3 separate regions of the Homo sapiens genome follow, and regions 2 and 3 are each linked to region 1. A link is a contact called in ENCODE Hi-C or POLR2A ChIA-PET data. All regions are on one chromosome and are shown on one strand. Each heading gives the region's core, a stretch centred on a gene start or an enhancer-like site at or near the end of the contact. The rest is flanking DNA. Distances are from core to core; before and after follow the strand shown.

The links. A loop is a pair of places that touch in the nucleus more often than their neighbours do. ChIA-PET counts read pairs that join two places held with the same protein, here RNA polymerase II (POLR2A). Pooled maps may share reads with other maps.
Region 2: a map of Panc1 shows a loop between it and region 1 (2.5-fold over the local background). The contact joins the promoter of PHACTR2-AS1 here to the enhancer-like site in region 1. A Hi-C loop is called at or near these places in 8 of 168 maps with a recorded cell type or tissue (Caco-2, HepG2, IMR-90 and 5 more) and 13 of 50 pooled maps. POLR2A ChIA-PET finds 5 or more read pairs at or near these places in 3 of 52 experiments (AG04450, H1 and HepG2).
Region 3: a map of heart left ventricle shows a loop between it and region 1 (3-fold over the local background). The contact joins two enhancer-like sites. A Hi-C loop is called at or near these places in 7 of 168 maps with a recorded cell type or tissue (HepG2, IMR-90, Right ventricle myocardium inferior and 4 more) and 9 of 50 pooled maps. POLR2A ChIA-PET finds 5 or more read pairs at or near these places in 3 of 52 experiments (AG04450, GM12878 and activated CD4-positive, alpha-beta T cell).

The regions. Positions count from the first base shown.
Region 1 is chr6:143,743,563-143,746,605 of GRCh38, forward strand. All of the region lies in intron 2 of PHACTR2 (phosphatase and actin regulator 2), which reads left to right. Among named protein-coding and RNA genes, the nearest start is that of PHACTR2, 67 kb to the left of the region's middle. RefSeq lists enhancers at 468-1,137, 2,479-3,043. Within about 2 kb of position 1,512, at least 20 of the 41 ENCODE cell types and tissues checked have a DNase peak (open chromatin) inside an H3K27ac peak, as active enhancers do; they include IMR-90, Panc1, ascending aorta and 1 more, where a contact is called at or near this core.
Region 2 is chr6:143,567,749-143,570,791 of GRCh38, forward strand. PHACTR2-AS1 (PHACTR2 antisense RNA 1) reads right to left here and starts at 1,591. Exons shown (of 3, transcript NR_027113.2): 1 at 1,112-1,591. It also overlaps a transcript of PHACTR2 not described here.
Region 3 is chr6:143,595,317-143,598,359 of GRCh38, forward strand. It overlaps a transcript of PHACTR2 not described here. Among named protein-coding and RNA genes, the nearest start is that of PHACTR2-AS1, 27 kb to the left of the region's middle. Within about 2 kb of position 1,626, at least 3 of the 41 ENCODE cell types and tissues checked have a DNase peak (open chromatin) inside an H3K27ac peak, as active enhancers do; they include heart right ventricle, where a contact is called at or near this core.

The DNA of each region.
Region 1 (3,043 bases), core at 262-2,761:
CTTTAAATGACTTAGCTCTGCCTTAGTGAAGATCTTGTTAAAAGCAGACCATTTTCTGACATTCTGTTTTCTGCAACTGCTATTGAAGAGGGGCAAAGCCGAGCCAGGCTCTTGTAGAACACTTTCAACACAAGACAAGTGGTTTTGTGTGTTTCTGTCACAGTTTTACAGTGAGGCCATTCAGTACTCAGAACTGAGAAGATAGCATGGCACGCTTATTTAATAGTCTTCTATTTGCTCTTCTATTTTGTCCAGTCATTAAATGGTGTTAGAATTGAGAATTAGGACTCTCTTTCCTCGCCAAAGAAAAACACAAGTGACTTGTTGACTACAAGATTTACTCTCACAGATATTTCCAGAGTAATATGAAATCCCAGCCAAGTATCCGCAGAAAAAAGCCAGCGGCATATGCTCCAGCCTCTTTTCCTGAGTGCAGCTCCACAGCTACCTCTCCATGCCCAGAAGGACATCATAAATCATTTCTAATTTATGAGGAGCCCAGTCGTGTACTACACCCTGCTAGGTGCTGGTGTTTGTCGTCTACAGACTGTGAGCTCCCTTCTTCAGTGCATACAGAGACTTTTTCAGATCATCCATAGGACAGAAGGTTGAGAATTTTTTTCCCTAGGACTGGCCCAGCCAAGAATTAAGGAGGGAGAAGACAGAAGATTCTTGTCGCTCAGGGTTTTGCCACAAGCCTCACTTGCTTTTTCCCAAATTGAGGACTGGGAAGGGGCAGAAACAATACCATTCTCATGATTAGCTATTTTCTTTTATTCAACAAATACACATATTTTTTCAAAGCCAACAGCCTGCAAGTCAACGTTGGGGACACAGCAGTAAGCAAAACAGAATTTTGGTTCTCAATGAGATTATACTTACACATGTTAGGAGGTGACGATGGGTTTTGCAGGGAAAGAAGAGATAAAGTTGGGAAGGGGAATAGCCATTCTACATCAGGAGTTCAGGGAAGGGACTTCCACTAAGGTGACCTTTGAGCAGAGACTTGTGGGACAGGATGGAGTGAGTCTAGCAGTTGTCTGGGGATATGGCCTCCTGGGAAGGACAGAGGCCACCATGCAGGGCCCCAAGAAATTGAAGCCAAGAGCCAGAAAGAAGTGGTTAGGAGCCAGGCACGTGGGAGGCGGGACAGCCTAAGGGGCTGCGGTGAGTTCAGGGATTGTTGGAAGTAAGATGGGCAGCCATGGGAAGTTTTTGGAAGATTACCAGAGTATAAGCCTGAAGTCAGGAAAATACAGGGCAGTGTTTCCTTCACTTCCCAGAGAGAATTAGAGTGTGCGCTGCTGTTATCAGAATTGAACTGTCAAAACATCAATTAGCCCAATGCAGAGTGAAACAGAAATCATGGCTTTGTTTGATCTTGGTATAAAAAAAGCTCTTATGCTTTTCCAGTTGGGATAAAAGTGAGAGGCCATGAGTCATTTATTTACTCAACTGGCGATAATACTTTTCATGGAGACACCTTAGCTACTGTATTCAGCTACGACATTCAGCGACCTGTGCCCCACTAGCGTCTTCCCTGGCAGTATCTTGGTTGTGCTGTAGCTGTGGTGCATAGATTTCTGTGCATAGATTGGTGTAAGCTTCAAAGTCAAAGAGCAGCTGGTGGGATACTTGGGATCAGATTCGAGCAGGCTGCAATAACAGCAGGCTCTCAGTGATGACCTGGAGCCGACTGCTGCCGTTTTCTGCTCACAAACAACTGACTTTAGTCCGGAGCTACAGAGAGCTTGGGTTAGATTGATGCGCAGAAGTTACAGGGAGTGCGATTTGACTCCTTCTCTGGAATACCTTCCTCAAAATGAGGGTGATCGATACTGAAGTGGGTTGCGCCTTAAAGTGAGCATCTTCCCTCTGAATGATTTTAAGCAGGTGAGCACATCTCAGGAATATTCTGAGACAGCCCCTGCTTTGTGCGGTGTGTTGGACTAGAATGACCTCTCAGATTCATTGCAATGCAAACCCCCTCTGAGCCCATGAAAAAGTGTCCAGTGAATGTGCTCTGCAAACATGCAGGCACTATATAAACAAGAGGCAAATATTTTAAAAGGTGAAGAATGAGATACTTGTACTGCTGTGAGAGCGGTGGTTGGAATGTTGTGCCCCAGCAACATACTTTCCGTGCTCGGTCGCCTGCAGTTTGTTCTCATTGGCCCTGTACAGAGGTATCCGCATTGTGTGTTAAATACGCTCTCAGCGAAAGACCAAACAAATAGCCAACGGCATTTTCCTATCAGAGCCTGTTTATAGGAGGTAGAGCAAAAGAACAAAGCTGTTGGTTTTGATTCTTGGCAGGAAGCCAAGGCTGCTGCTTCAAAGCTCCAGAGTTTACAAGGAAGAAAGAGGGGGAATTTTTAGTTTACAAGGAAGAAAGGGGGAATTTTTAGCTGAGACTAAGTTAGAATTTAAGCAAAACTCAAAACTAAAACTAAAGAATCCTCCGGGATCCATAATGGAAAGGCAGAATAAGAAACCTGGTATGTTTCAGGCTATCGGATGATTTTTTAGTGCAAGAACGAACGTTTTAAAAGGTGCCCGAGCAGAGATTACAGACAGCCTCGATTAATGACACAGGATCACTCAGCATTTGAGCTGGATGAATTGTCCTTAGTGATCCTTGAATTGTGTCCCTTATTTTACAGATAATGGATTAGAGGCCCAGGAACTCAAAATGACTGCCCAGGGTCACTCAACAAGTTGTAGGAATTCAAGGACTAGAATCCAGGACTCCTGGCAGCCATTTTGTGTTTTGGGCAATTTTAAAGAAGCAGCAAACCAGTAAAAGTTTTGTTTCTTATGAGCAAAGGGCCGGTTAGGAAGACAGCCACCGTGATTGAATGCTGAATTGGCAGTGCATTTGGTTTGCGAGAATGTGGCCCGATCCCTAGGCCAGCGGCACTTGCTCTTGCAGTTGCCACCTTCATCCTTAAGTTTAGGGCAGAACAGCCGTGAATCTCTGGGCCTGTTCCCAGGAATGGAGGCCAAGACAACTGTTGGAGGAGGTCTACAGAGTCCCGCCACC
Region 2 (3,043 bases), core at 341-2,840, 180 kb before region 1:
GGTACTGAGTTGAGGAATGAACTTCCCTCTGTGTTGTTTGCTCTGTGAAACTTTTGACCTGTCTGTGTAATCCTTAGATGTATCGAGGTTTAAAGTATGCTCTGAGATTTGGGAGAGAAGAGAAGGGGTTTTAAAAACAGAAGCAATTGAAGCATTGAGCGTCAAACTTTACCTCTAGAAACGTTCCAGCGATTCCCACGACTCTGTCATGCCCTGGAGAGAATTTTGGTATAGTCGCTATGCATCTTTTCACATAATTATAATCACATACGCAATTTTACCCTTTCTAAATTCACCATGATATTATAAACACTTATTTTCTGTTGTTACATATTTTCCTTTACCTTGATTTTTTTAAAAAAATCCATAATATCCAGGCCTTCTTCCTTGGAAAACAAAACCACTGAGTAGTGACACTCAAGAGTTAAGGGAACAGAATCCCAGACCTGGTTTTGCCACCAACTAGAGATACCACCAAAGGATTGTCCCCTGAGTTCCCTGAGTTTTCTCCTCCATGAAATGGGTACCATAATTCTTACTTCACAGGACTGTTACAGAGATGAGATGAATTAAGGTTATAGGGCCCTTGTAAACTCTAAATTAATATTCAAAAATAAGGTGTTAATGTCTATCTTTAGAGGCAGTAAGCAAAGCTGTAGAAACTAGGTAGTTAGTTCTCTCTGCTGATCAAGGCTATGGTACTCAAACCTTGAATCTAGAGCCCAACACTTAAGGAGGGAGAACCTGTGTGTTCAGGCTGTGCTCCAGCTGCTGGCTCAGGGTAGGGGGTCTTCCTCCCACATATAAGCAAGAGGAATCACTAAAGCAGAGTTCAAATATTCAATCCAGAAAGCAATCAGTAATGGAAGAACTGTAACTCTGGTTTCTTTATAAATGGAGCTGAGAATCCCAGGTATTTCTGATAATTTAATGAAGGTTTATGAAATTTTCTTAGTCTTCCCATGCCTTTGTATTTTGATTTTTAGAATGAATGTACTTCAAGCTTAGCACGTCCCTTATACACTGTAGGAGTATGATAGATCTATGTTGACCTGAATGAAGGTATGAGCAGAGGGGAATTATCCACGCAAGTATGGTATTATTTACTTTCCTCTTATTATTGAGCTGGTGATTCCAGTATTTCCACGGAATAGTAGATCAACAGGCACATTTCGGATTTGACTAATCAGAGCTGCAGATGTGGTCTGACAGTTCCTCTCATCCACTCAGTTCTGCTCTCTTGGTTGCTTTCTCGATTCCTATTCCCAGATATATTTCTCCCTGGAGACTGTTTTCTTCTGGACTAGTCTCTTAATCTTCCCAACCCATATTTGGAGAGATGTTTCGTGCTCACCCGTGACCATGAGAAAGTGTTGCACTTTCTGGCCTCCCTTGCAGTTAGGCAGGGCTATGTGATTGGTTCCAGCCAGTGTGGGCTGTGAGGGAAAGAGGTGTGTTACTTGTGGGCTGAGACAGTGAGAAGCTCGTGCATAATTCTCCAGGCTTTCTTTCTTCACCTCATCAACTGAGGAGACCACAAGTTCAGGAATCATAGCCACAGGATGGTGGAGCCGCCATTGGCCTCAACTCTGAGTCACCATGGCAACAGTCTCCTTGGAGAATCATGTGGCCCACAATGGACTTTATGTAATTGAGAAATCCATTTTTGTGATGTCAAGCCAATGATATCTGGGGATTATTTGTGACAGTGGCACAATTGTGTTTATTCTGACTACACATTCCATCTCTAAAATGGCCTCAGTCTGTTCTCTGATTTTAAACCTTTCTTGTATGTGGGGAGTACATCCTGAAAATTTTGATGTATTTATATTATTTAGATTATATTGCCATATTTTCCAAACTGTGGCCTACATACCACTGGTGGTATGTAGGATATTTTTATGTGGAATATAGATAGACATACCTGTTTTTTAAATATTTACATGTATAATTCTTTTCCACTTATGGCAAGTGATGTGTCTTTCCCATTCTTAGTGGTTGCATAAATGCTTCTTTTACAATAACATTGGAGAAAATGAAGTGACTTAAGGAGAAATATCCAGCAGATAAAAGTATAATTGATGTGCAGATATGGCAAAAGTCTGAGAAATGCTATTCAAATGACTGAAGATTTGGGAAGTGCTGCGTGTGATAAGTTATATGGTGGAATGTCTTAAAGAAATCTCCACCAGACCAGGAGATTTTCATTTTTGACAACCAGTTCACAGAATTCGATTCAGTAGATGTTTTTGAATGAGTAAACATTACTATAAAAAATGTTTAAATCTAGGAACCTAAATAATAAAAGTCCCAGTCCAATCCTTTGAGGTCAATTTCATTGTTTTTCTCCTTATTCTCTGCTCTTAAGAGATTCTGTTTCCCTTAAGTGTGTTAGGCTCAAATCAGATTTAACCAAAGATCAGCATTCGTGGCATCATAACATTTAAGAATTTAAAATGTGTGCATGACATTTTTAGAAATAATGATTTGCTTTGCTGATATTAAAAAACGAGGTTGCTGTTGGTCTGAGTCACAGGTGAAGCCCCATTTGTTTTTCCATTCAGCCACCCGCTGGCCCTAATCACAAATGTCTTTGTACTCACAGTCATCTTATGCAGGGTTTGTACTTCGGCTTCTCTCACTGTGCTGGAGATTAAAATGTGAGATGAGGAGTAACACACTTGCCAGTGACATGGAAGTAAATATTATTGTTTTTGGGGGGTGACATCGACTGCATTTCAAATACAGCCATGAAAATGTTCTATCAATAGCTTTCTATCGATTGGCAGTTTTGTGCCTTTTCAGTTCAGCTCCCAGAGCTGGTCCTGATGAGGTGACTGGCAACTCACCCCAGGTGTGGCAGGCCCCTCCCCACTCTCCTGGGGCTCTCCCTCTCCCCGCTTGCTCTCCTTCCCTAATCCCCACACCTTTTTATGAAGATCAGTCCTTTGCACAGCAGCCATGGCCAGCGTGAGGTGCATGTGCAAGTGGAGAAGTAGCAGGTTCATCGACTCGTTCTGGTAGGGGGCCTCTATCTTATTGA
Region 3 (3,043 bases), core at 376-2,875, 150 kb before region 1:
TAACAGTAAAGGTAACTTTATTTCCAGCATTCGACCAAAATGCAGGGATTTGGGCCACATTTACTTGGCTCCGGGGGAGTTTTTCAATCCTGTTGAAGCACAGCAGGCAAGGCCTGGGTCATGAGAATTCTATGGTGCTGACTGCATTTGGAGCTTAATTATTTAAATGTTTCCAGACTCAAATGACTGATGAGCTAACATATTTTTAATTCAGACTTTCACAGAGCAAGCTATAAGGTGTGTCTTGAGAAACTGATGCTCACTTGAAGTTCCATGCCATGTATTTTATTTCAATAGCCACATTTTAGATGACAAATTTAAAATTGTATCCAAATTTCAAGGGAACAGAGTCCTACATTAGTTCCAGTACCCAGCCCTCTTTCGTGAAGAGGACTAGAGGTGGTTTTGTTGTTGTTTTTAAAGAGAGAAAAAAGTGCTGTTAGAATAAAAATAAAGAATGTTACCAGAATGTTCTACTTAATTTAGCTTTCCAAAGATAAACACACTGGTGAATCATTACATGCTGATGGTGCTATTTAAACATTAATCCTTTAACCTTTTCCTTCTCCCTTCCTGTCTACTGAGTTGGGTGGGTTATAGGTAGCGTCACTTAGGGAAAAGTTTGTTCCTTTTTAGTTTTTCTATGGTTCAAACTATTTCTCGTATAAGCACTATCTACTGGAGACTCTTAAAATAGTACTTTAAAGAATAAAAGAACACTTGAGAATGATTCAGTTGGCGGAGATTCTATAAATTTAGATAATTTACTAATCATTATGCTTATTAAGTAATTTAACTATCTCAAATGAATTACAGATATTTTATAGCACTATCCACATGTTAATTGAATCTTGATCCTCAGGCCTGCAAAACTGGCCATGAAAAATACTTTTGTTGTCCCCAGCAAGCCAGATCTGTGAGTCCCTTTATTCCTCTAGGTCTTCATTTGGTGTCTTTTTAGCGTATGTTCTGTTTTCCAAGTTGGGAGCGGCTAACTAAGCGGGTCGTCCTTTCTCAGAAGGTTTATTTCTTGGTGGTGATCTTGTTATTGAGGCTCACATTTACCTGAACTGCATTAAGAGAGAGACACTCTTACTTATATTTGTATCCCCAGATTGTTAGCAGAATATCAGTAATAAATGCTTAACAGCCAGTGTTTTTGAGTGGATAATATAATAGGTTTTCGACAAGTGAATGTTTTTGAAAACACCAAAACTCTGTGTAAGAATCACAGCCATCAGGCCGGGCACTGTGGCTCATGCCTGTAATCCCAGCATTATGGGATGCCAAGGTGGGAGGATCACATGAGCCTAGTAGTTTGAGATCAGCCTGGGCAACATAGTGAGACCCCATTTTACTAAAAATAAAAAAGTTAGCTGGCTGTGGTGGTATGTGACAGTAGTCCCAGCTACTTGGGAGGCTAAGGCAGGAGGATCGCTTAAGCCCAGGAGTTTGAGGTTGCAGTGAACTGTGATCGTGCCACAGCATTCCAGCTTGAGTGACAGAGTGAGACCTCATCTCAAAAAAAATAAAAATAAAAATAAAAAGAATCATGGCGTCCAACTCTGGGGCTGTTGCTAGGGCTCTGCAGCCCTTGCTGAAAGTCCTGTGAACTTACTTGCTGGCCAGCAGCCCCATCTGCCTTCTGCCTGTGTCTTGCAACAGCCCTATTGCTGCCAGCACAGCCCTCCTGCCTCCTTCCCTCCTGCGTTTCTGCTCCCAGTATGCACATCAAGGTCACATTCTTCTGCTCTATACTCTGGATCTTTCTACACTTGGCATGTATTTTCCCCTCTGTGTTCTCACGCTCCACACTGTGGAAGAACACATTCTCTTGGGAAAACCCATTGTAGGGAGGGACAGGAATGACTTCCAGGAAGATAGTTGCTCAACCTAGCCTCCAAGAAATGAAAGACATACCATTCGTGAGCTGCTTGCTGTCCCTCCCTTGAAGGAATATTGAGGTGGTCTAGGGTATCTCAGTGGTTTTGCTTTTTTGCCTTGAGCAGTTGTACGGAAACATAATACTGGCTTCCAGGTGAGTAGTAAAGACCTCATGCATTTTCATTAAATGTGATTTCTTTTATTCAAGGTGAATATCATCCTCTACCCACAGACCATCCTAAAAATAAAGTGAAATCCCTACTCTCTACAACCCACATGCCAAATGTGAGCAAACATGTTTGGAATAAGGTGTATTACATATGTCATCTTTGCAGAGTTCAGTTGTAATTTGTCCTGGACTCTTGGATTCCTCTTCTGCTGTCTGTTTTTCCTGATGGGAGCCAGTGATAAAAGGATTAAGGAGATCTGATTCCCCCTTCAAACAATACATGGTTCCATTTGTGTTCTAGCATAGAGGTTTTTAAAGTCTTTATTCAGCATTGACCTAAACACTTCTTCCTTTAAGCCACTGAACATGCTGGACCCAGGCTTTGGAATGCCATATAGAGCTAGATTATTGGAAATCCTCCAGGTCCATTATATTGACATTCTTTTTTATAATTTCGCTACCATTTTATCCTGAGAAATTCTCTTTCATTACCTGCTCAAAGCCCATTGCTGGTGCCCTTCCTGATGCTCCTCCTACCACCTGCCATATTTTCTACCTGTTACTCAGCACGCAAGACTTCAGGTGCACCTACGGAAGTAGCGGTGGGGGCTTTGGCTGTTTCTGAGCCTGTTCCTGGGGAGAGGCAACTTTAGTTAAGGTGACTTGATGCATGTAGTTTGTTAAGACAGTGATGATATAGTAGGTCGAAGAATGCCCCCCGCGCCCCCAAAAAAGAACCATATCTTAACCCCTTAAACCTGTGAATATGTTACTTTACATGGCAAAAGGGACTTTGCAGATGTGAAGACGTTAAGGATGTTGACTTAATGATCCTGGGCGAAATGATCCTACATTATTTGGCTGGGCTCAGTGTAATCACAGGATTCCTTATAAGAGGGACAAGAAGGTTAAAAGAGGAGAAGGCAATGTGACAATGAAGACAAATTTTGGAGCAATGAGGCTGTAACCAAAGAATGCAACTGAGCCTAG